2 separate regions of the Homo sapiens genome follow, and region 1 is linked to region 2. The links are chromatin loops, found by intact Hi-C in ENCODE. Cell type or tissue: GM12878. All regions are shown on one strand. Links, peaks and the distances in the headings refer to the core of each region. The heading gives the core; the rest is flanking DNA. Region 1 holds the start of PARM1-AS1 (PARM1 antisense RNA 1). Region 2 overlaps PARM1 (prostate androgen-regulated mucin-like protein 1).

Region 1 (5,383 bases), core at 135-5,134, 67 kb after region 2:
GATGTCCTCTGGTTTTGGTAGGAGCAGACACCATCCAGCTAATCAGTGCTGCAGGAAGAATGTGTCCCAATACCTTGAACTTCTCAGAAACCTTGAAAACTTTCTTCTAGAAAGAAGAGTCTAGACTAGGCTGGGAAAAGATTGGGATCAGAGGTAAGGTATTAAAAGGTTAAGCCAGCTCCTCATTAACCCCACTAGTGCAAGTAGGTGATGGAGTGTGCAATTCAGCAAAGCAAGACTCAGAATCTCAGAGAGGAAGGAGATCTGAGGACTTGCCTCACCCTCATGCTTTATTTTCAGATAAACAAAGTCAGCTCAGAAACAAAAACATGACTGTATTTCATCAAATCTAAAAAGTGTCAACTATCAGACACTTGTTATTTTATGTAGTCTTAAGAGTGACACAAAATGCTGTTAATAAAATAGGATATGCCATTGATTGTGAAACACATCTCATTTTTAAAGTGGTAAAAGCAAAAACAAAAGCTTAAAAAAAAATCTGATATGATTTGGCTGTATCCCCACTCAAAACTCATCTTGAATTATAACTCCCATAATCCCCATGTGTCGTGAGAGGGACCAGGTGAGAGGTAATTGAATCACAGGGTCAGGTTTTTCCCGTGCTGTTCTCATGAGAGTGAATAAATCTCACAAGATCTCATGGTTTAATAAAGGGCAGCTCCCCTGTACACACTCTCTTGCTTACCATCATGTAGGACATGCCTTTGCTCCTTCGCCTTCTGCCATGATTGTGAGGCCTCCCTAGCCATGTGGAACTGTGAGTCCATTAAACCTCTTTTTCTTTATAAATACCCAGTCTTGGATATGTCTTTATTTGCCCTGTGAGAACAGACTAATACAGTGTCTTAGAAGGGGTATCTTGATGAAACATAGTAAGCAACTTGCCTCCAAATGCTCACTTCTCAGTCCTTAGGTCTCCTGTTGTTCCCCACTATGCTCATGCAGCTTCATTTCCAATGAGAAACCTAAAATCCAGGAGTGAGGAAACTATCTCAAAGTCACTGAGTGAAGAAGGAGCAGAGCCAGGACTCATACTAGGCCCCTGATTCCTTTGTGCTGGCTCCCACAACTCTATATTGCCTCTCACTCTAAGGTATTTATCTCTTGCTCTGGAAAACAGAGCTAAATTAGTCAGAGAACATTTGCCTCCTGATTAGGTTTAGCTTATGATAACATAAAAATTAAATTGCTGCCCTGAACACATGCAGGCAGGCTGGAAGCAGCCTGGGTAGACATTTACCAGGGTAAGAGAGGGTCTCTGGATTTGAAACATGCTCGGTAAAATCTATAAAGCAGGCAATCCATGTGCCAGGCAATTGAATAGCTATTTATCACAGTTAGATTAGATGTTTTACTCAATCTAGACTTACTGGAATATGGGAGAGAGGCTGAGAATAATTTTATTTTCTCACAGACCTGGCCCTTCCCTCTGCCACACAGCTAGAGCACTGGGATTTCTCCACAACATCTGTGCCACTGCTTAAATGATGGAAGTTTGCCATGTCTGTAACTAAGAGCCTGGCGGCTGACATGTGAGCCGTCCAGCCTCACATGGTCCACAACCCCCTCAAACTTGAAAAGAAGGACAGAGCCACACAAGAGGACAGCTCCTTCTGCAGTGCCTCCTCTGGCCTGACTGGTGAGGTACAAGTTAGGCATGGAAGAGAATTATCTGGAATGTCTTATCTGGCTGGTGCCCCAGGAAACCTGAGATACTGTATACCTCCTGTTCACATACTAACACTTCTAAATTTAGCTTAGGGAGGTGTGGCCTCTAATTCTTCATATGAAGATAAGCTTCCTTTAACTCAGTGTTTCAACCTCTGCATCGTGACTAGATGACATGTGAGTGGAGATACTGACCGCCCCCTGCCCCGCCTTCATCCCTAGGCTGGTCATCTGGCTGTGAACCGCTGTGATTTTTAAATCTGCCAGTGACTTAGACAATAACAAAAGGTTGCATCCAGACTAACTTGGCCCATGTTAAGAACCCTGGGAGCTCAGCCCACAGATCTCAAGATGAGAGTGCAGTGCGCTATCAATTTCTACAATCTCAAAAACAGTGAAAAACAAAACCCCTATTGCTCCTTGGCTACTTTATTCTTATCTGCTGGGTGATAGCTGATAGTAAGGTGTTGAGAGCACCCAGAAGAGAAGGAACAGCCCAGCTGTCCATGGTGGGAGAGGAACAAAGACACCTGCCTTCTCACGAGGTATTTAGTTTCATTGCAACACTACTCAGTCTTTTAACTTTTATTTTCTCTGCCTCCCCTGCCTGATGAAGAAAGGAGACAGCCTCAGAGCTATGCCTCCAGACGCATCATTCCTCTTGCAACACTGACTGTTTTCACAGCAAGATGGGCCCTTTAGCTCTCCTCATGAAATGTGAGGCTGTGTGCCCTCTCTGCCTTCCTCTGACTACAGAGGACCACTGGGTGAGTTTGGAAGGCAAGACACATGTCCTAGCACTGGATACAATGGAGTGGTAACTACATTCAGATTTGCTTGTCTGCAACTTGGGTGATACAACATTCTGAGTGCTGTACTATATTTTCTGGCATTTAAGTCCCTTCTTACATGTTAAAATAGAAATTTGGGTTCATGCTTTCCCTCTAAGTGCCTACAAACCCTCTTTAAACTGCTTAACACAGCCACAAAAGGGCCTTAGACAGCCGCCCCCTCAACACAACGACAAGGGACCCATGAGCTTGGCTCTCTCTGGGTACTTCTGTAAGTGAGAAAGAGTAGGGGATGTCGGCTGCCCTTCCGCACCCTCTCCCTCATTGCCAGGAGAAGCCCTGTATACACACCATCACCTACCTTCACAGTATCCACCTGCAAGGAGAGAGAAGCAGCCAAAACTTGGTTTACCATGTGCTTGTATTTAGTCCATTCTGGTTCTCTGTCAGAAGGTTATTTCCATTTTTGAACATAAACCACCCTGGCAAACCAGCCCATAGCCTACTTTCAAAGCCTGTCTTTCAAAACATTTCTTAAATATGGGAAATCACCACTATTCTCAGAATGACTGGAACCCAAAAATCCTACAGATTTACCTGTATTTCTAGAATTTAATTTTGACATCTTCCAAAACTCAGGCTTGTTTTAATTCTGTTCAAGGAAGTTTCATCATGTATTTTGCTACCTTTGAGTAAAAGGGAACAGAAGTAAATGGCCAAAAGGAAAAGTTCTTTCATTTGTTCTGAATGAATGAATAAAAAATGCAATGAATGAGTGAATGAATAGAACGATCATTGGCAAAAGAAAGCACAATAGACAACTGACCCCAAACTGCCTTATCTCTGCAGTCAACAAGACCACATCCAGGGGCTGAGGCTGGTTTCACAATTAATTAAGTTCCAGAATTATTTTCCCTTCCTCTTTCTTCTTCCATGCACACTGACAAATAACCAGGGTGTGACATGTAAAAATTTTAAATCTCATTTGAAGTTGAAATGGTATAGAATTCAGGAAGTGCTGAAGTCTTATTAGAGACTACAGCATCCTTATAAACAATAATGCTTAAAATCAGAATAATCAACTTTTATATTTCCTGACCTGTACAGATTTAATTATCTAGACCTAATGTTTTAGTAATCTTATTTTCAAATGATATAATTTTTTAATCTTATCTTGAAACAAATGCTCAAGTTTATTTGTAGAAGTTGGGGAAAGTAAAGTTCAATGTCTAATTTCTCTGACAAATTTAGAGCTCTTTCCTCTGCTTTCCAGGAGACAAAATAAGAAACAGAAATAGGATCAAGTTCTATAAATAAACTGTGGTTGGCTTGTCCTTAAATATCATAAACTGTTGAAAAGAAATGAAGTCATAAACATATATTAATTTTATTTTAAAAGCTGGCTAAGAGATGGTGCTAGAATTAAAAAGTTTTGCAAGAAGGAAAATGAAAAGGGGAGGAACCTGCAAACACTTCAGAAATAATGAAACACTTATATTTTCTGGTCAGCTTCTTCTAAGGCAACAGAATTCTGTGTTTGCCACTTTACCACTGTGCTGGTGGGATACTTAAGTAACCTCAAAGCATTGAGGTATTGGCTAACAATCCGTCTATGTGTTGCTTATTAATAATGGTTACATTTTGCCAAATATTTTAACCATGGTTTCACTTTCTCCCTATATTAAAAGATTCCCCAAGGAAAAACCACAAGTTAAATGACAGCAGAACAAGACTTTACAGGTAGGCATGTATTTGGTTGGATTTTGTGACCTTCTTTCATGTCTTTTCAGAATGTATTTATGGAGTTGGAAGAGTCAGAATGCGTTTGCCTATGAAAATTTTTTTTGGAACTGAAACAAAACAAAACAAAAAAGCCCAACCAACTTTGAACTTGTTTTCACTAGCCCAGCCGATGTGCCACTATAAGCCTTCAAGGGCCTTACCCCAGCAAGGCCTCTGCTTTGGTGCTCTCCATGACGCAATCTGTCTCTCTGCAGACACAACTCTAAGGTGTCTCCAGAGCCAAAGTCAGGTGAAGAAATGGGGTTATTGTGTGGATTATTTTAGGTCAGAATACAGGCCAAAAAAACAAAACTGGTTCTGTTTGAAATTGCCTGGCTGCCCTCATTTTGTCACTTGACTTTACATGGAGAGATACTGCTCCAGGAATTACCCAAATGACAAAATAAACAAACAAACAAATAAAACCGTACATTCTGCACCAAGAATAAATAACGCAAAGTGGAGACTGAGCTTATTAATTTTTTCAAAGCCTTCCTTACCTGAATATGTTAATGTGAATTAATGTGCTGGACTGGCCCAGAGGAAAATAAAGTCCTTCTGTAGTTTATCTTCTATACCTAAATTGGCAGATCTATGGAATTCATGTTTGCATTACATGTAAAGTTTTTACAGTTCTTACACCTGGATAAGGATCTTTTGACTGGAAAGGTCAATATATTTCAAGGGCTTTGGCTCTGAGAAAGAACGGCTTGGTGGATTCCAGGTACCAAATCATCTGTAAAATCACATGCCAAATCCCAAAAGCTTACTGTCTCCAGGACCACAAACCAATCAATTTGGGAGGAAATTGGCTCAAATAACATCAACACCCGTAATGCCAATGGCCAAACTCTAGATGGTGAATGTGAAATCTTAAGTGGAATCTGCTCCCAGGCCAAGACAATACAACCAAATCATCTGGATGCAAGTCAAGCTATGAGGTGAATGTGGGTAGTATAGTCACCACTCAAATTCGAACCAGATGGTATCAGTGTGACTGATAATGACAAAGACCCTCTCCTTGACTGAATTTCAGCTGGGTTCCCCTGTGCCCTCTTCTTGACCAGGCCTCAACCTTGGCCCCTGTCCTGTCTGTTGCTTGCCTAGTCCAGTCTCAGCAA
Region 2 (5,383 bases), core at 236-5,235:
CACTGCAAGCTCCACATCCCAGGTTCATGCCATTCTCCTGCCTCAGCCTCCCGAGCAGCTGGGACTATAGGTGCCTGCCACCAGGGCCAGCTAATTTTTTTTTGTATTTTTAGTAGAGATGGGGTTTCACTGTGTTAGCCAGGATGGCCTCGATCTCCTGACCTCATGATCTGCCCGCCTCAGCCTCCCAAATTGCTGGGATTACAGGCGTGAGCCACCACACCCGGCCGGAAACTGTGTTTTTAATAAACTCTTCCATTGATTCTTATGCACATTAAAGTTTAAGAACCACTGAGGGAGAAAATTGAGTAAACAAGACCTACAGAACTCCAAAAGGTGACCTGAAAAAGTCAACTGTGTATAACAAATTCTAGAAGATCTTGGCCTTTATGGCTGGCTGGGCCTACTCTAACAACCAGAAGGAATCCAATTGTACAACCTGCAATCACTAGAAGACATAAAGCAAAATAGGTGACTTCTAACAAGACGTCTTAAAAGACAGGTCCTGTTGTGTCTATAAATCAAGACTGCATTTATTTTTGTGAAGAAAACAGCCCATGTAGTCTGTCTGGGTCACCAGCACACCTAATTACAGCAACATCCACATCACTGGTCTTAGCAGATACGGTCTCCTGTGCAGGGAGATTATGTCTTGGCTGAACAGTTTTGAGCCAACTTAAACAAATCAAAACAGACTTATCTCATTCTTCAATCATCACTAATTAAAGATAGTTCTGCAAAAGGTAGACAGGGCCTTTGCTTTCTTTTAAAGTTGCAAACAAGCCCTGGCATAAAGACTGCTCAGAGATAGTTTCCATTTATAAATGTGTAACATGGATTCAACTTCACAGACGTTTCAGAATAGCACTAACGAAACTGCCAAACTGGAACATGGAAGACCGCCATATCAATATTCAATTAGGAAATGAGCTGCTGTGCCATCTTCCCCCTCCTTCTCTCCCCTGTCCTTTGAATCCCTACGCCTACTGAATGGAAATGGTAGGATGGAGACTGTGCTCCCAACCTCACAGCCTATGTGTTGGTGGTTACCAGTTTACTGAGTCCCTATTTGCTAAGCACTGTTCTAAAAACTACAGCAGTAACAGTAATTGACCTTCCATCATCCTCACCTCATACCAGGCACTGAACCTTTATATGTATCATAATTTAATCTTTGTAACAATCTTGAGTTAGGTACTATTATTATTATAGTCTCATTTTACATGAAGAAACTGAGCACAAAGTGATTAAGAAACTTGCCCCAGGCTGGGCGCAGTGGCCCACGCCTGTAATCCCAGCACTTTGGAAGGCCAAGGTGGGCGGATCACCAGGTCAGAAGAGCGAGACCACCCTGGTCAACATGGTGAAACCCCGTCTCTACTAAAAATACAAAAATTAGCCAGGTGTGGTGGTGTGTGCCTGTAGTCCCAGCTACTCAGGAGGCTGAGGCAGGAGAATTGCTTGAACCCGGGAGGTGGAGGTTGCAGTGAGCCGAGATCACGCCACTGCACTCCAGCCTGGGTGACAGAGCGAGACTTCGACTCAAAAAAAGAAAACTTGCCCCAGAGTGCATGTTCTTAGTCACCATGCTAGTCTCTCCAGTTACTCTGCATTCATTACTTCATTTCGTCTTTAAAACAACCTTGAAAGATACATATTATTAACTCTATTTTTTGCAGATTGAAGAAATTGAGGATCAAGGAGTTAATAATTTGCCCAAGGCCGCCTAAATAGTAAGTAGAAGAGTCAGCATTAAACTTGACTGCAAAGCTCACATTCTTCCCTCCACACCACACTGCTGCTGGTTAAAAGGTGGGATCATAAACCAAGAAGGGCCCTGGGTTCAGGGCAGTTCATTTTATAAGTCACATCCAAAAGTGGCTCAGGTTACAAAAAGATGTGGTTCTCCAGGCAGGGGTCATTGTGACAAAACTAGGGGTAATGGGTCCCTGGAGAAAGGGAGTGTGAAAAGCAGATGGCTCTTAAGTTTACAATGCCTTTAGAGGAAATGAGGATCTGGGAAGAAAGGTGAAAAGTCCCCACCCATTGTTAGCAGAGCTTGCCAAGCATTCTATTTTTCTGATCATGAGGCTGCCTTTTCAAGCAGATTCTCCCCTTGCATTTGCAGAGAACTTGGCTGGGCCAGGGCCATATCCCATGGTTGCAGGTCAGAAGCTAATGGCTCCCTATGGGTTGTGATTTTAGTCACTCGCTGCTCCAGCCAAACAAGCTAAAAGACCACAGAAAACAGATCTTTTGTTATGTTATTGTTTTTAGAAATCTGGGATGAAGAAAGAAGAGTAAGTTCCCAACCAAAGCAAAGCCTATCCTTAGGAACATACATGCACACACACACGTCAATTAAAGTATTTTTGATGAACGATTAATGGGGCTTTCCGACAACCTGGCAAAATAACAGCTGAAGGGGTTTTAGCATAGCCTTAAGATTCATAACAACGATTAATCTCCTTATGTTATCATTTTACCAAAATAATTAATAGAGAAGCAGAAAGGGGCTTTCCTTAGGGGGTTTCTGAAACCCCTTAAGGGTCTAATAACTGTATCCATTCTTAAGTTTATAGTGCTTAAACTTAAGTAGCATAATAGATAAATAGCAACCTTATATTTATGCCACTGTATATCTTACTACATTTAGGAGACAGAAGCTGTATGGGGAAGAAGAATAATGATTTATTCAATTTAATCATTTACTTAATTTATCTGGTGCTCTGAACGCCTGGGGAAAATATAGCTTAAAATAAAATTTTAATCAGCACTCATCAGAGCAAATTGTAATGGCCTGCTAACAAAATTTTCCAAACATGGTAAGTACTGTGATGGCAGAACTGTGTCACATCACTAATGTGGCCTGGCACATGGCTGACGCTCTACAGCTATCTATCAAGGACTGTCTTCCTGGGGCTCCTTCCAGTCTACCACTTTGATGATGATGATGATGTTGGCAGTGCTATATACTTGCTTCCAAACAACACTACAAGGTAGAAACTACTGCCCTTATTTTACAGGTGAGGGAAATGAGGGTTAGTGGTGCTCTGTGACATGCCCAGGTCACAGTGCTGGAAGTAGTAGAGCCAGGATTTGAACTGAGGGCTCCCTGCTTCTGGAGTCTGAATTGTTAATCACTATTTTAGACTGCCTGCCTATAGCCAGTGTGGGTTTAGAGGTGGTAAACTTGAATTCTTGCCAAAGTGAAGAGGAAGAGTCCTTCCAGTTATTTCAGCACCATTTTGGGGAAGTGTGTAGCAAGAAGGAAGTGTTTCTATTTCACTCCACACTTCAGTGAAGGTCGTATTTTTGATAATGTAGCCTCTTAGGAACTCATCATTGGTGATTCTAAAATGACTCTAAAATTTATGTGTAAGTTCCTTTTTGGGAAGGAGGGGCAGAACATGTTTTTCAACAGATACTTTGTTATAAAATGGAAACGAGGTTCCCAGAGTAGTTCATAAAAGCCAATTTAACTCGTAATTAAAATACGGTGTATCTGCAGCAATAAACTAATAATTAAACCAGATGGAAAAAGGTATCATTCAGTAAGATATAATTTATAAAATTAAGTTTAGTGCTCAAGGACATGCAGACTTAATGAAGAGAAATATTTTTTTTAAATCTGGGGGAAACTTCTGGATGCTTTTATAAAATGTTTTATTAGAAACAGGTCAAGCGGGCCCTTTAATTCCAATTTCTCTTCAAAACCTGGCTTTCCTGTTCTTTGTATCGTAGACGCAGGTGATATTACAAGGCACTCTCACACTTGACATTATCGAGATTGATTTGATGCACATTTAGAACACAAGATGGAGGGAGATAAAAGGGAAGGAGGAGGGAAGTGCTCCCAGTGGGCACTGGGTGGGGCTGGGTGGCGAGTGGGGATGAGAGGAGGCAGCAGCAGAGTGGATATGTGCTCTGAGATGAGGAATCATATCCATGAGCTCCACGTGGGGTCAAGAGCAGGAGGGAAGGACAGGGTGGCACAGCCTCTTGAGGAAGAAACATGGCTGCTTGGGGGACAAGTCAGGGGTGTCTGTGTGTGTGCGCCACAGTGCCCATGGGATTGTGTGTCCTTATGGTTCACTGCTCATTTGTTCAATGTATCAAGCACCGTCTTGGTCCCTAGCAGTGTCCTCACAGACAAATCCAGGTCCTCAAGGACCTTACATTTTTTGTGGGGAAAAGAGACAATAAACAAGCAACACATATACAAAAACAAAATGATAGCAATAAAATAAAATAATAGACAGTGGTCACATCCAGGATAGACTTAACAAGGCACTAAGAGAGTAAATAACAGGGGCTCTAAACTGGAAAGGACATCTCTCAAAGGAAGTGAGATGAAAGCCAATGTACACAGCATGAGAAGGAGCTAGAAGACAAGCATCTCATGGAGGAAGTAGCAAGATTGCAGGGTCTGGGGAAGGAAGGACAGAGAACCTGGTGTGTCCTAAGAATTGGAGGGAGCTGGAGTTTCTGAAGTTCAGGACTTCAGAGGGAGAGAGGGATGTGATGATTGGAAAAGGGGAGGCAGGCACGGTCCAGGATGACTGAGGGCCACGCTGAGGAGTTACAATTTAATTCTCAGTGCAAGGGGAGCCACTGGGGTTTTTCAGGAAGGGAATGACAGGGCAGAGGAGCTTGCATAGAAATGGTTCTGGCTCCTGGGAGGAGAACGAATTGGAGGTCAAGGGTGAGTGTGCTCACCATGCAGCTTGTGTCTTTCTGTCCTTTGTTATGGGCACTGCACAGACTAGGAAATAAGACTGTCACTTGCCATCTGGCATTTTACAGCTGGAAGGACACTTAGAGACTGTGAGTAATGTGGTGTTGAGACTTGATTTCACGGAGCAATAGAAAACAAAAATGGAGGACTCACAGAGTATTGCAACTTCCTATTAGGCTAAAGAAAGTAAAATCTCAGCTACTATCACTTCATTTCATAGGAGAAAAGATATTTTAAAGCCAAAAATATAAAGACATAATCTCAGGAGAAAAAACGGTTTTATAGGAAATGCCACACCTTCCTTATATTTTTTACATTTTGCATTGGAATCAATGAAAACCTCATTAACAGATTGGGTACAAATCCACAGTTCAGTATTCAGAACATCAGAATTTAGGAACCATCGATCCCACCCTTCTACCCCCTTTCACAGATGAGAATAGGTGAGTTTTAGGAGGCATGTGGCTTTCCCAGGGTAATGAGGTACATTTGGGGCAGGGAGCCTAGGCTTCAGTCTCCCGACTCCACGTTAATTCTTGTTCCATTGCATCATCATGCTGTATATCTCAGCTTGCTTCTTCTACTTTGCCAAGGTTCAGATACTGTACGTCTATACCTGTGTTGTGTGGTGTAGGAGTACACCCG

The links. Hi-C counts contacts between places; a loop is a spot of excess contacts. Peaks named below come from ENCODE experiments on the same cell type or tissue, not always from the same donor. Only the 100,000 strongest peaks of a DNase experiment are listed, where the experiment ranks them.
Region 1: it touches region 2 in a loop (4-fold over the local background); 3 of 110 quality-filtered maps call a loop at or near these places.

The regions. Positions count from the first base shown.
Region 1 is chr4:74,966,564-74,971,946 of GRCh38, reverse strand. The region is part of intron 1 of PARM1 (prostate androgen-regulated mucin-like protein 1); the gene reads right to left. It overlaps PARM1-AS1 (PARM1 antisense RNA 1), which reads left to right and starts at 1,585. Exons shown (of 4, transcript NR_121617.1): 1 at 1,585-1,660; 2 at 2,306-2,456; 3 at 4,271-5,203. In GM12878, for the core only: no CTCF peak of the experiment used is centred there; a DNase peak (open chromatin) is centred at 2,959; H3K4me3 peaks cover 403 bases; H3K27ac peaks cover 643 bases.
Region 2 is chr4:75,034,096-75,039,478 of GRCh38, reverse strand. All of the region lies in intron 3 of PARM1 (prostate androgen-regulated mucin-like protein 1), which reads right to left. It overlaps LOC107986289 (a long non-coding RNA gene), which reads left to right. Exons shown (of 3, transcript XR_001741728.2): 3 at 1,680-2,424. Among named protein-coding and RNA genes, the nearest start is that of LINC02562, 48 kb to the left of the region's middle. In GM12878, for the core only: no CTCF peak of the experiment used is centred there; DNase peaks (open chromatin) are centred at 2,048 and 3,188.